Regions from separate parts of the Homo sapiens genome. Here region 1 is linked to region 2. Evidence: read pairs that join two places in POLR2A ChIA-PET (ENCODE). Cell type or tissue: PC-9. All regions are shown on one strand. Links, peaks and the distances in the headings refer to the core of each region. The heading gives the core; the rest is flanking DNA. Region 1 holds the start of LINC01857 (long intergenic non-protein coding RNA 1857). Region 2 overlaps CREB1 (cAMP responsive element binding protein 1).

Region 1 (8,000 bases), core at 1-8,000, 110 kb after region 2:
CAGAGTGGCTCATGCCGATAATCCCAGCACTTTGGGAGGCCGAGGCCGGCAGATCACAAGGTCAGGAGATGGAGACCATCCTGGCCAACATGGTGAAACCCCATCTCTACTAAAATACAAAAATTACCTGGGCATGGTGTCATGCACCTGTAGTCCTGGCTACTCGGGAGGCTGAGGCAGGAGAATCGCTTGAACCTGGGAGGCAGAGGTTGCAGTGAGCCAAGATGGTGTCACTGCACTCCAGCCTGGGTGACAAGAGTGAAACTCCATCTCAAAAAAAAAAAAAAAAAAAAAAGAAGAAGTGGGGCTTTCCAGAGGTGATTAAGTCATGAGAGTGGAGCCCTCGTGAGTGGCATTAGGCTTGACTGACTTACAAAAAATCTTAACCAACTGTGTTCAGCCCTTTTCCCTTTCTGCCCTCTGCCATGTGAGGTCACAGTGTTCCTCCCTCCTGAGGATGCAGTGTTCATGAAAGCAAACACTGGGCCCTCACCAGGCAACAAACCTGCTGGTGCCTTCATCTTGGACTTCCCAGCCTTCGGAACTGTAAGAAATAGATTTCTGGGGTTTTTAAAAATAAATTGCTCAGTCTGTGGTATTTTGTTATAGCAGCAGAAACAGACTAAGATGGGGGGTCAGATAGGATACTTTTTTTTTGAGACAGAGTCTCACTATGTCACCCAGGGTAGAGTACAGTGGGGTGATCTTGGCTCACTGCAACCTCCACCTCCCAGGTTCAAGCGATTCTCCTGCCTCAGCCTCCCAAGTATCTGAGATTACAGATGTGCACCACCATGCCCGGCTAATTTTTGTATTTTTAGTAGAGGTGGGGTTTCACCATGTTGGCCAGGCTGGTCTTGAACTCCTGACCTCAGGTGATCTATCCATCTCAGCCTCCCAGTGTGCCGGGATTGCAGGTGTGAGCCATTGCACTCGGCCTACTTTTTATTGAGAGACTAAGGGATACTATGCCTTCCACAGAATTCAAACTTTGACACTCAACAACAAAAGCAAAAAATTTTGTGTCTCATTCGCTTTTGAGATTATTTGTAAAATGTAGACATCACTGAATGCCAAATGCCAAGAATAAAATTTCTTCTAAATTCATCATGAGTGGCTTCTGGTAAAATAATATGGCCTGCCAAAATCGCCTTTAATATTACAATTCACAAATTATCAAATCTCTTGTTTTTGTCTTTTGATATTTCATTTACTGTTTCCAAGCTTTTAGATAAGTTATAATTCTTCTGAAGATATCATAACTGCTTGTTTCTGTTTTCACTACTTTGTTATGACTTGATTTATATGTTTAACTGTTAAATCTCAAGTTTTTGGGGGGCCAGGTGCTGTGGCTCACACCTGTAATTCCAGCACTTTGGGAGGCCGAGGTAGGTGGATCACCTGAGGTTAGAAGTTTGAGACCAGCCTGGCCAACATGGTGAAACCCTGTCTCTATTAAAAATATGAAAACTAGCCAGGCATGGTGACAATGCCTGTAATCCCAGCTACTTGGGAGGCTGAGGGAGGAGAATCACTTGAACCCAGGAGGCGGAGGTTGCAGTGAGCCGAGATCATGCCACTGCACCCCAACCTGGGCAACAGAGCAAAACTCCATCTCAAATTAATTAATTAATTAATTAATAAGAATAAGATTTGTTTGGCATAGTGTAAGTTAAATTGTTTTTGATATTGCTAGCATGAAAAAATAAATTTACAAGGGGTTTTACTTCTCTGCAAAGCAGATAATTTGCATGTTTTGTAAACTGCTTAGCATGGTATAATGTGAGATAATTTAAGCCAGAGGAAAAAGATTTTTCTCACTCCACCACTCCCTTGGAAAATATTTAAAATACGGTGGTCATATTTCTAATTTCCCTTTGAAGGTACTTTTGGATAGATTCCAGGAAAACGACCCTTTGTAAAACAGATGAATGTTTCATCTAAAAATTTGGTCTGCTTATAAAAAGTTAACTACCAAACATGTTTAAGTGTCCATGTTAGTTACTGTGGTACAAATTATATTCAGTAGAAGTTTCACGCTGAGAAAAACCAGGAAGTGCATAAGATGAATACATTCATGGTGATTATGCTCTTCAGGAGCTAGAAAGTAACTACTTAAGAAGATTATGCATGAGAGTAATTGCTGTTTAATGGAGAAAAACTGGGGAAAATAATTATAAGAGTAAAGAAGACCTTTCCTAACCATCTGTCATTTAAAAATCAGAAACGAAAAAAGGAAACATAGCATGTTTTTCGGAAAGACTTGGAAATGATGCCAAAAGGCAATACTCTGGTGGTGCACACACAAAAGCTCTCAGAAGAGTCTCAGATTACTATATAAAAACAGTCTAAACACCCAAGGTGTATTTACTATTACAGTTAGTCACCTTTATTTGACATTTCTGTGTAGCCAAGAGGAGGGAACAAACCCAACTGAGATATCCATCACTGGAACCAGGAAACACCAATAAGAAGACATTTTCTCCCACTAGAATTAAAAAAAAGGTGACTATAGGGAAAAACAGTCTTTTTTTTTTTTTTTTTTTTTTGAGATGGAGTTTTGCTCTCGTTGCCCAGGCTGGAGTGCAATGGCACGATCTCGGCTCACTGCAACCTCTGCCTCCCAGGTTCAAGCAATTCTCCTGTCTCAGCCTCCCCAGTAGCTGGGATTACAGGCATGCGCCACCACACCCGGCTAATTTTGCATTTTTAGTAGAGACAGGGTTTCTTCATGTTGGTCAGGCTGGTCTCGACCTCCCGATCTCAGGTGATCCGCTCGCCTCGGCCTCCCAAAGTGCTAGGATTACAGGTGTGAGCCACCGCAGCCAGCCGAAAAGCAGTCTTCTATTTATCACTTTGAATTTCCTATTTTGTTGAATGCATTGAAGAAATATTAGTAAGCTAATAAAGGACTATATTGTTACAGGCTTTATTCCCATAACATTTTATTGGTGGTCTCTTCTGCTGAAGCAGGTATTCTTAAGGCTATAGATAGGCTGGGCGCTGGGGCTCACACCTATAATCCCAGCACTGTGGGAGGCTGAGGTAGGTGGATCACTTGAGGTCAGGAGTTCAAGACAAGCCTGGCCAATATGGTGAAACCCCATCTCTACTAAAAATACAAAAATTAGTCAGGCAAGATGGTGCATGCCTATAATTCCAGCTACTCAGGAGACTGAGCCAGGAGAATTGCTTGAACCCAGGAGGTGGAGGTTGCAGTGAGTCGAGATTGCACCACTGCATTCCAGCCTGGGTGACAGAGCGAGACTCCATCTAAAAAAAAAAAAAAAAAAAAAAAAAAGAGGGGGCCTATAGATATTAGCCTCTGAAATGTGCCTATCAGAGTCTCCAATCCTGACTTGGAGGAGCTGATGATCTGGATGTGGAGGAAGAAGCAACACCATTAATTATTCAGTGTGACTGGTTTGCTGTTGTTTAATGATACAGGAATTAATAACCAGACAAGACAATAATACAAGAGATGTGAGGCAGTATGTGATTAAGGGTGCAGCTGGAAGTAATCTCTCTTCTCTAAATTTCTGCAACACTTTAGCTGTGTTCCTTATGACACTTTCCCCTTTCTCTCTCTTGCTACTGTTATTTCTTGTCTTTTTCTCCTGACAACAGCGAACTACTGCAGGGCAATTCTATGTCTGATTCGTCCTTGATTCCCCACACAGAGCCTAGCCTAGGCCTGCAGAGCACTGCTGCCAGGAATTATTTATTTCAATAAAATGAGGGACATAGGGGATAAGTTTTGGGTGTGAAGAGGGGGAGGGGAAGGGTGTTGCTTGCTGTGCAGATTCTCACTTTGGGCAAAACTAGATTCTTTTTTTTTTGAAACAGGGTCTTACTCTGTTGCCCAGCCTCCCGAGTAGCTGGGACGCACCACCATGCCCAGCTAATTTGTGTGCGTGCGTGTGTGTGTGTGTGTGTGTATTTTTTATAGAGACAATGTCTCACCATGTTGCCCAGGCTGGTCTCAAACTCCTGAGCTCAAGCAATCTGCCCACCTTGGCCTCCCAGAGTGCTAAGATTACAGGCCTGAGCCACTGAGCCCAGCCTTTATGTATGTGTGTCTGTGTGTATATAAAAAATTATCTGGAAAGCTTTAAAAAAGATACAGAAATATCCAGGCAGAGAGACACTCACTGCAAGCTCTGCCTCCCGGGTTCACGTCATTCTCGTGCCTCAGCCTCCCAAGTAGCTGGGACTACAGGCACCCACCACCACGCCAGGCTAATTTTTTGTATTTTTAGTAGAGACGGGGTTTCACTGTATTAGCCAGGATGGTCTCGATCTCAGCCTCCCAAAGTGCTGGGATTACAGGCGTGAGCCACCACACCCGGCCATGAATTAATATTTATGAAGTATTTGAAACACTGTCTAGCACAAAGTAAGGACTCAACGAGTTCAGCTTTTATTATTTTTTAAAAAGTATTTTCTGTATTGTAGCCCCTTGATCTAGATGAGAAAGTTGAGCTTAAACAGGTTAAGTCAAAGACTGCAATCTGGTCACTCACTGTTGGCTTGCCTGGTTTAAACAAATGTTTAAATGGATTGCAACCATTTGGAACCTGAGAGGTTTCATATGAATATGAAGAATTCTGGCTTATTTGAGTAACAGGATAATCTCTTAGCACTGGGCCAGCATTCCTGCAAGGCACCCATTGGCTCTTGCTGACCAGTGGCTTCTCGTTGCAGATGGAGCCCGCACTCTCCAGTTCATCACCACCCCAGCATCCCTACTCTTGCATCTAACAGTTTCCGCTATTTTGCACCACCTGCCTGGCCCTTATGGGCAACTCAAGGAAGAAAGGAAAGAAGAGATAGAGGAAAAATGGATTCAACAAATGAAAGTGTTCTTTCTGACTACTGCTGTGTTTACAAACATTTTAATCATCAAAACATGCTTTATTTGATAGAAAGATCAAATCTGCCTTTGTAAAACAAGAGACTATTTTAATCATTAAGACAACACACATGTTTGATTTGGAGGCGTGTTCTCATTCAAAACCTTGCAAAATATAATTTCTTCTTGTCTGGGAGATGGTGTCTTTCTTCGGGGAGAACCTTGAGAGAAATGTCTATGAATGTGTCTGTAGATTGAGGATAGGCCAACAAACATATTTTGAAATATTTTTTCTTTCTTTTAAAAAAATAGATACTTTTAAAAGAAAATGCTTATTTAAATTACATAGCTCTTTTTTTCACTCTCAGTCATCATTTGTGGTTTCAGTCAGTACTACATTTATTCCCCAGAGCTAGGATTGCTGTGTTTTTAGAAAGGGAGCCTGTTTGAAGGGACTCTATACTCTTGCAGTAATTAAAATCCTTTTAGGAGTCTTTGACTTTGACTTACTGCTTTGTTTTAAATTATTGAAATTATTCAACTTCCCCATTCTAACCCACGGAAGGCTGTTGTTGTTCTCATTTATAATGGCACAATATAAGTTTAAAGATAGCTGTCTCCACATGAATGCATCTGCAAATCCATCTCTCTTCTCTCTTCTGCCATCCAGGTTAAGAAGCTCCACTGCGCTTTGTCCATTGCAAGTTGAGAAGTGAGGCCCCAGCTGTCACATACAGTGAGTGAAGAAGCTGAGCTTCCCTCAACGCCTGGGCCTGTATGAATTTTTTTTTTTTTTTTTTTTTTGGAGACGGAGTCTCACTTTGTTGCCCAGGCTGGAGTGCAATGGCACTATCTCAGGCCACTGCAACCTCTGCCTCCCAGGTTCAAGCGATTCTTCTGCCTCAGCCTCCTGAGTAGCTGGGATTACAGAAGTGCACCATTACAGCTTGCTAATTTTTGTATTTTTAGTAGAGAAGGGTTTTCACCATGTTGGCCAGGTTGGTCTCGAACTCTTGGCCTCAGGTGATCCGCCCGCACAGCCTCCCAAAGTGTTGGGATTACAGGCGTGAGCCACTGCGCCCGGCCTTAGGTAAGTTCCTTTTTTTTTTTTTTTGAGACGGAGTTTCACTCTGTTGCCCAGGCTGGGGTGCAATGGCATGATCTCGGCTCACCGCAACCTCTGCCTCCTGGGTTCAAGCAATTCTCCTGCCTCAGCCTCCTGAGGAGCTGGGATTACAGGCATGCACCATCATGCCCGGCTAATTTTGTATTTTTAGTAGAGACGGGGTTTCTCCATGTTGAGGCTGGTCTCAAACTCCTGACCTCAGGTGATTCACCCGCCTCGGCCTCCCAAACTGCTGGGATTATAGGCATAAGCCACCGCGCCCGGCCTTAGGTAAGTTTCTTAAAGGAAATGCAGACTTCAATTACTTTCACCTTGGCTGTATATAAAAAATTATCTGGGAAGCTTTAAAAAAGATCCAGAAATACCCAGGCAGAGAACAAAGGGAATTTGCTCCCTGCTCCCTTAGAGACATTAAATTGAAATTGCTTGGATCAGCCAGGCACGGCGGCTCATGCCTGTAATCCCAGCACTTTGGGAGGCTGAGGCGGGCACATCATGAGGTCAGGCGTTCGAGACCAGCCTGTCCAACACGGTGAAACCTGTCTGTACTGAAAATACAAAAATTAGCCAGGCCTGGTGGCACATGCCTGTAGTCCCAGCTACTTGGGAGGCTGAGGCAGGAGAATCCCTTGAACCCAAGAGGTAGAGGTTGCAGTGAGCCAAGATCGTGCCACTGTACTCCATCCTAGGCAACAGAGCAAGACTGCATCTCAAGAAAAAAAAAAAGAAATTACTTGGATCCTAAGAATGGGTATTTTTTTTAATTGTGGTAGAACAAACAACAGCAACAACAAAAAAACGCACAACGTAAAATTTGCCATCTTAATCATTTTTAAGTGTACAGTTTAGTAGTGTTAAGTAAATTTACATTGTGATGCAACAGATTTCCAGAAGCTTTTCATCTTGCAAAGCTGAATCCCTACACCTTTTTTTTTTTTTTTTTTTGAGACAGAGTCTTGCTCTGTTGCCCAGGCTGGAGTGCAGTGGCATGATCTTGGCTCACTGCAACCTCCACCTCCTGGGTTCAAGCGATTCTCCTGCCTCAACCTCCCAAGTAGCTGAGAGTAAGGCGCTCACCACCATGCCCGGCTAATTTTTGTATTTTTAGTAGAGATGGGGTTTCACCATATTGGCCAGGCTGGTCTCAAACACCTGACCTCGTGATCTACCCGCCTCGGCCTCCCAAAGTGCTGAGATTACAGGCATAAGCCACTGCGCCCGGCCATCTACACCCATTAAACAACTCCCCACTTCCCCTTCTCATCAGGTGCTGGCAACCACCATTCTACTTTTTGTTTCTATGAGTTTGACTACTTTAGATGCCTCATATAAGTGAAATCATACAGTATTTGTCTTTTGTGGCTTATGTCACATAGCATAATGTCCTCAAGGCTCATCTATGTTGTAGCATGTGTCAGCATTTCCTTCCTTTTTAAGGCTGAATAATATTTCATGGTACGTACATAACACATTTTCTTTTTTCTTTTTTTTTTTGAGATGGAGTCTTGCTGTGTCGCCCAGGCTGGAGTGCAGTGGCGTGATCTCGGCTCACTGCAAGCTCCGCCTCCTGGGTTCTTGCCATTCTCCTGCCTCAGCCTCCCAAGTAGCTGGGACTACAGGCGCTCGCCACCATGCCCGGCTATTTTTTTGTATTTTTAGTAGAGACGGAGTTTCACCGTGTTAGCCAGGATGGTCTCCAACTCCTGACCTCGTGATCCACCAACCTCGGCTGGGATTACAGGCCTGAGCCACCACGCCGGCCCATAACACATTTTCTTTATCGATTCATCTATCGATGGGCATTTAGATTGTTTCCACATCTTGGCTATTGTGAATAATGCCGGGGTGAACATGGGTGTGCAAATACTATATATCTTTCCTTTTTAAGGCTGAATAATATTTCTTGGTATGTACATAACACATTTTCTTTATCCATTCATCTATCGATGGGCATTTAGGTTGTTTCCACATCTTGGCTATTGTGAATAACGCCGCTGTGAACACGGGTGTGCAAATACTATA
Region 2 (8,961 bases), core at 510-8,509:
TAGCTGGCATGGTGGCGGGTGCCTGTAGTCCCAGCTACTCAGGAGGCTGAGGCAAGAGGATTGCTTGAACCTGGGAGGCGGAGGTTGCAGTGAGCCGAGATCGAGCCATTGCACTCCAGCCTGGGCAACAAGAGCGAAACTCCGTCTCAAAAAAAAAAAAAAAAAAAAAAAAATTAAGAAGGCTATCCTCTACCCTAAAAAGGATTGGTAGGCTGCTTGAATGAAATGATAATAAAACACCAGTTGTTTAAATGGGGCTCCTATACACACTTTGTTTTAAAAAGAAATATCGAGTTGTGGAGGGAAGAGGATGAAAAACATTTTGAGTATGTCTTTGTAACTAAAATTTACTTGGATTCACTAATGGCTTTGTTCCTTTATTGTAATGGAGTAATATTTTCTAAAACAAAAAGTTGTAATGGTGTTCTATACCTTAAATGTCAAAAAAGATTAAGTAGTCTCAATGTGTTGTAAATAAAAATGAAAGAAATGGTCAATCTGTGCATTAGATTGTGTTTAATCAAATGGTAGGGTAAAACTACGCATACCAGATGACAGCATAGCTTTAAAAATGTGGCTTGGAATAAAGTCTTTCAAAAATGGTTGTGTATACCCTGTCTACAAAGGAGGTATGATACATTTGTATTTATCTTTATTCTAGATAAAATGATGGTTTACAGGGGGAGAAAATGAAGAAAAAATTGTGAATGTCTTTTTTTTTTTTTTTTGGTAAGACAGTCTTGCTCTGTCACCCAGGCTGCAGTGCAGTGGCGCGATCTCGGCTTACTACAACCTCCGCCTCCCGGGTTCAAGCAATTCTCCTGCCTCAGCCTCCCAAATATCCCAAGTAGCTGGGATTACAGGCACCTGCCACCACGCCCAGCTAATTTTTTGTATTTTTAGTAGAGACCGGGTTTCACCGTGTTGGCCAAGCTGATCTCGAACTCCTGATCTCAGGTGATCCACCCGCCTCGGCCTCCCCAAGTGCTGGGATTACAGGCATGAGCCACCGCGCCCGGCTGTGAATGTCTGCTCTTAATACTTTGACTCATTACTGTCATTGAGTGTATTCATTTGTTTATTTTATTTTATTGTTATTGAAACTAGTTTTTTGTTTTTATATGCCATTTTCTTCAAGATGAAAATTACGGATAACTTACAGGTAGACTTTTTTTTTTTTTTTTTTTTTTTTGAGATGGAGTGTCACTCTGACACCGAGGCTGGAGTGCAGTGGCACCATGTTGGCTCACTGCAACTTCTGTCTCCTGGGTTCAAGCAATTCTCCTGCCTCAGCCTCCCGAGTATCTGGGATTACAGGTGCCCACTGCCACACCCGGCTAGTTTTTATGTTTTTAGTAGAGATGAGGTTTCACCATGTTGACCAGGCTGGTCTTGAACTCCTGACCTCAGGCGATCCACCCGCTTTGGCCTCCTAAAGTGCTGGGATTACAGGCGTGAGCCATCGCGCCGGGCCCAGGTAAACTTTTGTTGTTGTTGTTTGTTACATTTGATGTCTTTCTTATTTTGAGTTTAAAAGACCACAGTTTGCAAAATATAACTCAGTGAATTAATCAGTTATTATTTGATAATTTGATTATTTGATAATAACCAGAGTTATTTGATAATTTTTAAGTTTTCTTATAATTTAGAAATACAGGGTGAATAGGCAAAATGTAAACAAAAATGGTAATTTCATATAAAAAAGTATCTGGTGTTTAAAAAACTTTGTATGCATCTCAAAATCATGATTAAAGTATAGTTTTGGCTTATTAAAGTGTTATATATGTCTTCTGATATTAAAATTTGTTTTAATTATCCAAGTAATCCTGAATCCATTCTCATGGGAAGAAAGATACTTAAGTCAATATTAAAATACTGAAATATGTGAAGAGTTAAAGGTGAAAGTCATTCTGTACAGTTCTACAAAATTCTGTTTCTCTGTTCAGAGCTACTGCTTATAGTTTAGTGTTTAATCTTGCACACCTTTTGCATGCATAAACCTTTACAACAATTTGTTTTACTTTTTTAAAAAAATAAATGGGGCTCTATTTTACAATGTGTCAATATATTAATTTTTTTTCATGGTTACAATTTTGTAATGGTTCTCTTAATGATGGATAATTGTTTTCAGGGGTTTTTTTGCTATGATTTAAAAAATTTTACAGTGAATACTGTTGAGCTACATCTCTGGATATTACTATCGATTATATGGTCAGTGCACTTGTGGCTTTATGAATATTTTAAATAATGTAGTCAAGTCTGTTGATCTTTTTCCTTGTCATCTGTGTTTTGTGGATTTTGGTATTTCCAAACTATATTCATTTCTACAGAGTTATTTTCATTTCCATTTTTTGAACTGTCACTTGTAAAACACTTTCTTTTTATAGAACCTTATGAGTGATAGCAAGATGTATTAGTATGTAATACATTGTGATGGAGTGTAATGATCACAAGGATCAGTGACAGTTTTGATGACCAATTTCAGAGTTATAAAATAAATGAAATATATTCTGGAAAAGTCATGGGCTTTTTGTGTTGTTTGTGGAATCACTAAAGGTAGTCCCTCACTATTAACAAATTTGTTTTGACACATAATATGTGAGGCACTGAATTATAATAGGCACTAGAAACATTGCCTATTTTCCTGAATCCTTTAGACAGGATTGCTTCCCCAGTTACCAGAGATTTCTCTAACCTTGATTTACAGTAGCTACTGCTGGTAGGAATTGCTCTCCACTCCACTTTTGCTGCCATCCAGTGTTACATTACCCTACAAATATACTAAGTGCTTAGCAAAGCAGAGTCCAAATGTAAGATCAATTTTTGTCTTACCCAGAATTTTACAATTAAAATATATAAATAAAAGATTTCTCTGTGTGTGGATGTATGTGTACAGTATAGTGTTGCATGCTATACATGGGGTGAGGTATCAGAATGCTTTTTCAGTGTTTGGCACCTCTAATTTGGCTCTGTGGCCATTTATTCCACCTTTCTACCTTGAAATTCCACAACTTGGGCTCTTGAAATTACCTGGTATGGTGCAATGCACGTGTATTCTCAGCTACTCCAGAGGCTGAGGCGGGAGGATCACTTGAGCCCAGGAGTTTGAGGTTGAGATTGAGATGAACTGTGAGAACATGCTACTGCACTCCAGTCTGGGCAACAGAGCAAGACCTCATCTCTAAAAAATTTTGGGCTTGAAACGGGCTGATTTTGTCCTACCACTAGTAATCACTTTTAGAAGTAGCTTACAATTGCTGTTTCTTCCTTCTTATGGGGGGAAATACCCTTATAGGAGGTATTATGAAGCCAATATCTAATAAACTCTGTCATCATTAGCTCACTTCCACTCTTCTGCCATCTCTCTGTACCTGATTAGTATAGTTTTGAAAAATTATAATTTTGCTACCACTGCACCTCTCCTTGTTAGTAGGGGAGATTTATGTAAGAGAAGAATCTTTTATTTCTAGACAAGGTAATATCCCATTGGGAAGAAACAGCCAAGGGAGAAGAAATGTTTTTTTCTTCTTTGAAGGGACTAGAACTTTTATAGCTCAGCAAATTTGAATAAGTTTGATGGTAATTCAGCTACATTATATTTTAGCTAGATTTCTGAGTTCATTTGGTAACCTAACCACCACATATATACCTATTTATAACTTGAAATTTGCCTTTAAAGTCACGAAAGCACAAAGCACTGTGGTGCTTGTAACACTCTTCCATATTATTATAGGTAACTAAATGACCATGGAATCTGGAGCCGAGAACCAGCAGAGTGGAGATGCAGCTGTAACAGAAGCTGAAAACCAACAAATGACAGTTCAAGCCCAGCCACAGATTGCCACATTAGCCCAGGTATAAAATACATGGAGAGATTCCAGTTTGTGTCTCTTCCTAGAGGAATACGTTTCCAAGAGAATTTAGTTGTTATTACATAGATATACATAGAATGAGCAGAGATACTCTTACAATATCAAAATTCCTATTTACTTAGTATTAGAGTATATTTAGAAATGATAGTATTAATTCAATAACAGTAAAATGTATTATTAAACAATAATACAGTATTTTTAGTGAAATGATCCAGAAATAATTACATTTTAAACTTATGGGTAAATGGTGCTCTCAGATAAGGGAAGAAAACCTTGGCTATGTATGACAACTGCTTTTTTTATTTTTTTAATATGACACAGATTTATTTTTTAACAGTGGGAATGCAGATAATATGAAAGCCTAAGTTTATATAACTAAACTAAAAATTAGGATAAGCAAATAAATTGACATGTAAGGAAATTTTAAGGATGATAGCAGTTTTTGTTTCCTGTATATTTTAAATATAATTTCTGATTCTTTCATTTCATCTTTCTCTTTAACATCCTATCTTTAAGAATATTTTCTCTCATTCTTATGTTTTTGTTTGCATGCATTCTCCTCAACTATTTTATTAACAGCTGTTTACATAGATAGGAATGAGAAAGGTGGTTAACTTAAAAAACAAATAGCAGATACAGACCTGCTAGGTAATAGTGTGATACCGTCTCTTTCAGATGAAGGTTCCCAGGAGAATATAATCCTAGCAGAAGCTCTGATATATGTAGCTTCAGTTTCTCCAAGAGTTTAAAAGTTCCTAGAGAAGTCACCTAGCAAGAATGAATCATGGGAAATAGAGGACTCACCACACTTGGGTGTCTGGCTGAGGTAGTGTGAGCCAGATACTGGATTTCCAGCAAGAATATAGTCAGAAGGAGTGAGCTGTTCTGTGTTTTCTCCTAAGACCACCAGGGTTTACCTCCAGCCTTCAGGAATAAGACAAAGCCAAATACATCTAATGTACTCATACGAGGCAGGCTGCAGGATTGAAGGGGAGAGAGCCAGGACTTCCATCAATATAGGGTCAACAGATAAGAATCTGGGCTCATCTGTATATTTTGCCCTTTAGAAAGAGGAAGACACAATGCTAGGCCGGGCGCTGTGGCTCACGCCTATAATCCAAACACTTTAGGAGGCTGAGGCGAGCGAATCACTTGAGGTCAGGAGTTCAAGACGAGCCTGGCCAACATGGTGAAACCCCATCTCTACTAAAAATACAAAAATTAACCAGGCGTGGTAGCACACACCTGTAAATCCAGCGACCTTAGAAGGCTGAGGGAGGAGAATTGCTTAAGTCCGGGAGGCAGAGGTTGCAGTGAACTGAGATTGCGCCACTGCATTCCAGCCGGGGTGACAGAACAAGATTCCCTCTCAAAAAAAAAAAGAAGATGCAATGCCAGCAGGCTTCTTTATGATGATAGCCCTTAACACATCTTATCTCTGGAGTCACACTATTTTGTCCAGTCTGGTTGTCCCCAGAGTAGGCTGTATTGTGTCATCCTGGGAATTCCTTTCTCCCTACTTCCATTTTCTCACAGTTTGTGTTTTTGATATGGTAAAGCATGTTTTTCAGTGGTTTTATGAGAAAGAAAGGTTGGCTGAGTAAAGATAGCATGTTATAAAAATTGAATGTATGGGCCGGGTGTGATGGCTCACACCTATAATCCCCACACTTTGGGAGGCCGAGGCAGGCGGATCACGAGGTTAGGAGATTGAGACCATCCTGGCTAACACAGTGAAGCCCGTCTCTACTAAAAATACAAAAAAATTAGCTGGGTGTGGTTATGGGCTCCTGTAGTCCCAGCTACTCGGGAGGCTGAGGCAGGAGAATGTCATGAACCCGAGACCGCACCACTGCACTCCAGCCTGGGTGACAGAGCGAGACTCCATCTCAAAAAGTAAATAAATACAAATAAAAATTGAATGTACATGTGCCTTAACATCTAGAAGATGTACAACAAAAATATTAAAAGTGATTAGCTATGGGTGATAGGAATATAAAGGGTTTTTATTTTATTTTTTATATCTGTATTTTATAAATTTATAATGAGAGGAGCCATTATATAAAATTATTAGTGTAGAAAAGGGATTATTCATTGAGTTAGCTAGGTATATTTTCCCTAGAGAAGACTCAGGAAAGAGAACATAGTAATTGCTTCAAATATTACAAGAGCATTTATATGGAATTGAGATGAGATACTCTGAATAAGGTTATGGTTCTCAAACTTCAGTGTACGGGAAAGTATGATTGGGTTCCTGTTAGAGTTGACTTTACAGAGTATCCTGTGTGACTCTAATGAAGCTATTCCATGGACCACATTTTGAGAATCAAATAAAACTAAGCAAGATTTATAGTGGCCAGAGAGAAAGTGATTAATAAGTAAGGACTTTATTACTATCCAGAGATGGAAGCTTCTGGTTTTACCCTATATGCCAAAGACACTGTCTTTATAGGGATCTTCCCCCCAGGCTTCACAGTCACATATTTCGCTGCCTGCTAAAATAAACATCTCTACAAATTCAGATGTCAGAGTAGTTTCATCATCTTCCATTACAACCCCAGTCACCCAAAAGCCTATCCTTACTTCTTGCATTCTCTTTTTCAATTAAGGACAGTCTGCCAATTCTCTTTCAGACATGAAACATTGGGTCATCTGCAGTTCCTCTCTCACCTCTTTTAACTATTCATAAAGCCCTTTCTGGACTGCTTCCAAATTTTCATAAAATCACTTCCCTCGTTCCCATCTCTACTACTACTAACTGCCCTCTTTTTGGCCTTCATCATCTTTCCTTAACTACTTCATGGGCTTTCTTCGTTGGTCTCCCCACCACCAGTTTTCCCCCTGAAATATATATCTTTCACACTGCCACTAAAGTGATTTTTTTTTTTTTTTTTTGAGATGGAGTTTTGTTCTTATTGCCCAGGCTGGAGTGCAATGGCGCGATCTCGGCTCACTGCAACCTCTGCCCCCTGGGTTTAAGCAGTTCTGCTTCAGCCTCCCAAGTAGCTGGGATTACAGGCACCTGCCACCATACCTGGCTAATTTTTTGTATTTTTAGTAGAGATGGGGTTTCACCATGTTGGCCAGGCTGGTCTCGAACTCTAGACCTCAGATGATCCACCCGCCTCGGCCTCCCAAAGTGCTGGGATTACAGGCGTGAGCCACATTGCCCGGCCTAAAGTGATCTATCTAAAAGCAAACATCACCATGGTATTCAGGAGTTCAAAAGCCCTTCAGTGGCTTCTGCAATACCCTCAGGATAAAATGCAGTTTCTCTGAGGTGACATAATACAGGCTTTTTGTGACTAGCACATCTAGCCCCACCTGCCTCTGTTGTTTTCTCTCTCCCTACTTCATACATCATACAGTAACACACTTATGTGCACCATTGGTGCTGAGCTGCTGGTTATCCCACTCTGCCATGTGTGCTGTTTCTCTTTGCTTTTGCCACTACTCCACTCTGTGCTTGAAATTCTGTGACTCTTCCCTGTAAGTAATAATAACAAGTCTAACTTTTTTCTTTTGTTTTAAATTCACATTCTTCCCTGATAGCCTCCCCTTCTCTTAGGTTGGGTAGAGTAATTCTCAGTGTGTCCATTTTTCTTTTAGCAAACCTCATTACTAAACTGAATTGTATTGTGTCTCTTTTCCCCATTCCTTCGCATACATACCCCCAATAATTTATTTGAGGTCAGAGACCCCTATCTTTCTCACTTTTGTAGTTTCAGTTCTAACATTATTCCTGGAACATAGGTCCCCAATAACTGTTTCCTGATTTAGCAAATAAAATTCCTATCCTTGAATGTGTTCAAGCATAGGAGCAATAAATAACATCTGATAGACATGTATGATTTAAGGACCCTTTTAACCTGGGTATTGACTCATTAAAACTGCCTTAGTTCTAGACTTAGTAGGTCAGGTTTGCTTATGCTTGAGAGCAGTTAGATTTTAGAACGTGACTTATTTAACATGATATTCTTTAGAATTTTATGTTTCTTCAAGGATAGTATATCTGTTGACCTTGGGTGAACACTTAATCTCATTGAGCAGTTATTTGTGTTTTTAAAAATGGAGATCCTTATCACCCAGTCTTCAGTTTCTTCAAATAGCAAAATCAGAAATTGGAAATGAAAGCAGGTGGGAAAATGTAAAGTGCCATACAAATAAAGTGATATCTCATGTTCAGAGAGTCTGTATTACATATTTGGTATAACATGGGAATAGTTTTTAATTTTTTGTCACTTGGGAAGAGCTGAAAAGGATAGGGGTATAGTTTTTGGTGTTTTTTATAGTGTTTTTTCTTAAAGAATATTAAATTTAGTCATTACTTTCATATCAGTGAAATACATATCTAGCAAAAAGGTCACGTTTTTGCTTCTAAAAAGTTATTTCATATTGAACATGAGTACTGCCAAAGAGTGTCTGGGATGATAATTCTTTTCTGTGTTCAACACCATAGGTATCTATGCCAGCAGCTCATGCAACATCATCTGCTCCCACCGTAACTCTAGTACAGCTGCCCAATGGGCAGACAGTTCAAGTCCATGGAGTCATTCAGGCGGCCCAGCCATCAGTTATTCAGTCTCCACAAGTCCAAACAGTTCAGGTATGTGTATAAAAAGTTCTGCATCTATTTTAATAACTTTTGTTTATAGCCATATCTCTCTCCTTTCACTAGTTATGAAAATAAGGACACATCTAGTTCAGTTTATTTTATTCACAGTATAGGAATATGCTGCATCTGTATAGTCACCTTATGTATAGGAACATATATACAGAAGAACAAACATAAAAGAAAATGACTAATTTCTTAAGCTGCAGAGGAAAAAGAATTGATTGGGGAAAATAATGAAGTACATGAGATAAAGTGGAAGTGTTTGGGAGAAACTGTAGGACTGAAGTACCTCAGTCGAGGAAAATTGAGATGCAAAAATAGTAACTAATTTTCTAAATCTGCAATTGGAGAAAAATATACCCTTGATCAAAAATTAATAACCTTACCTAAGATATTATTTGACCTTAGAGATTACATAAAGCATTTGTAAAATCAGCTGTGCTTAGGGTTTTCAGTTACAGTGTGTAACTTTGA

The links. Peaks named below come from ENCODE experiments on the same cell type or tissue, not always from the same donor. Only the 100,000 strongest peaks of a DNase experiment are listed, where the experiment ranks them.
Region 1: POLR2A ChIA-PET joins it to region 2 with 7 read pairs; 3 of 35 experiments call an interaction of 5 or more read pairs at or near these places.

What each region holds. Positions count from the first base shown.
Region 1 is chr2:207,661,977-207,669,976 of GRCh38, forward strand. It overlaps LINC01857 (long intergenic non-protein coding RNA 1857), which reads left to right and starts at 408. Exons shown (of 4, transcript NR_135566.1): 1 at 408-546; 2 at 5,523-5,588. In PC-9, for the core only: no CTCF peak of the experiment used is centred there; no DNase peak of the experiment used is centred there.
Region 2 is chr2:207,551,895-207,560,855 of GRCh38, forward strand. It overlaps CREB1 (cAMP responsive element binding protein 1), which reads left to right. Exons shown (of 8, transcript NM_004379.5): 2 at 3,734-3,855; 3 at 8,332-8,478. The coding sequence starts at 3,742. Among named protein-coding and RNA genes, the nearest start is that of CREB1, 26 kb to the left of the region's middle. In PC-9, for the core only: no CTCF peak of the experiment used is centred there; a DNase peak (open chromatin) is centred at 5,187; H3K27ac peaks cover 1,076 bases.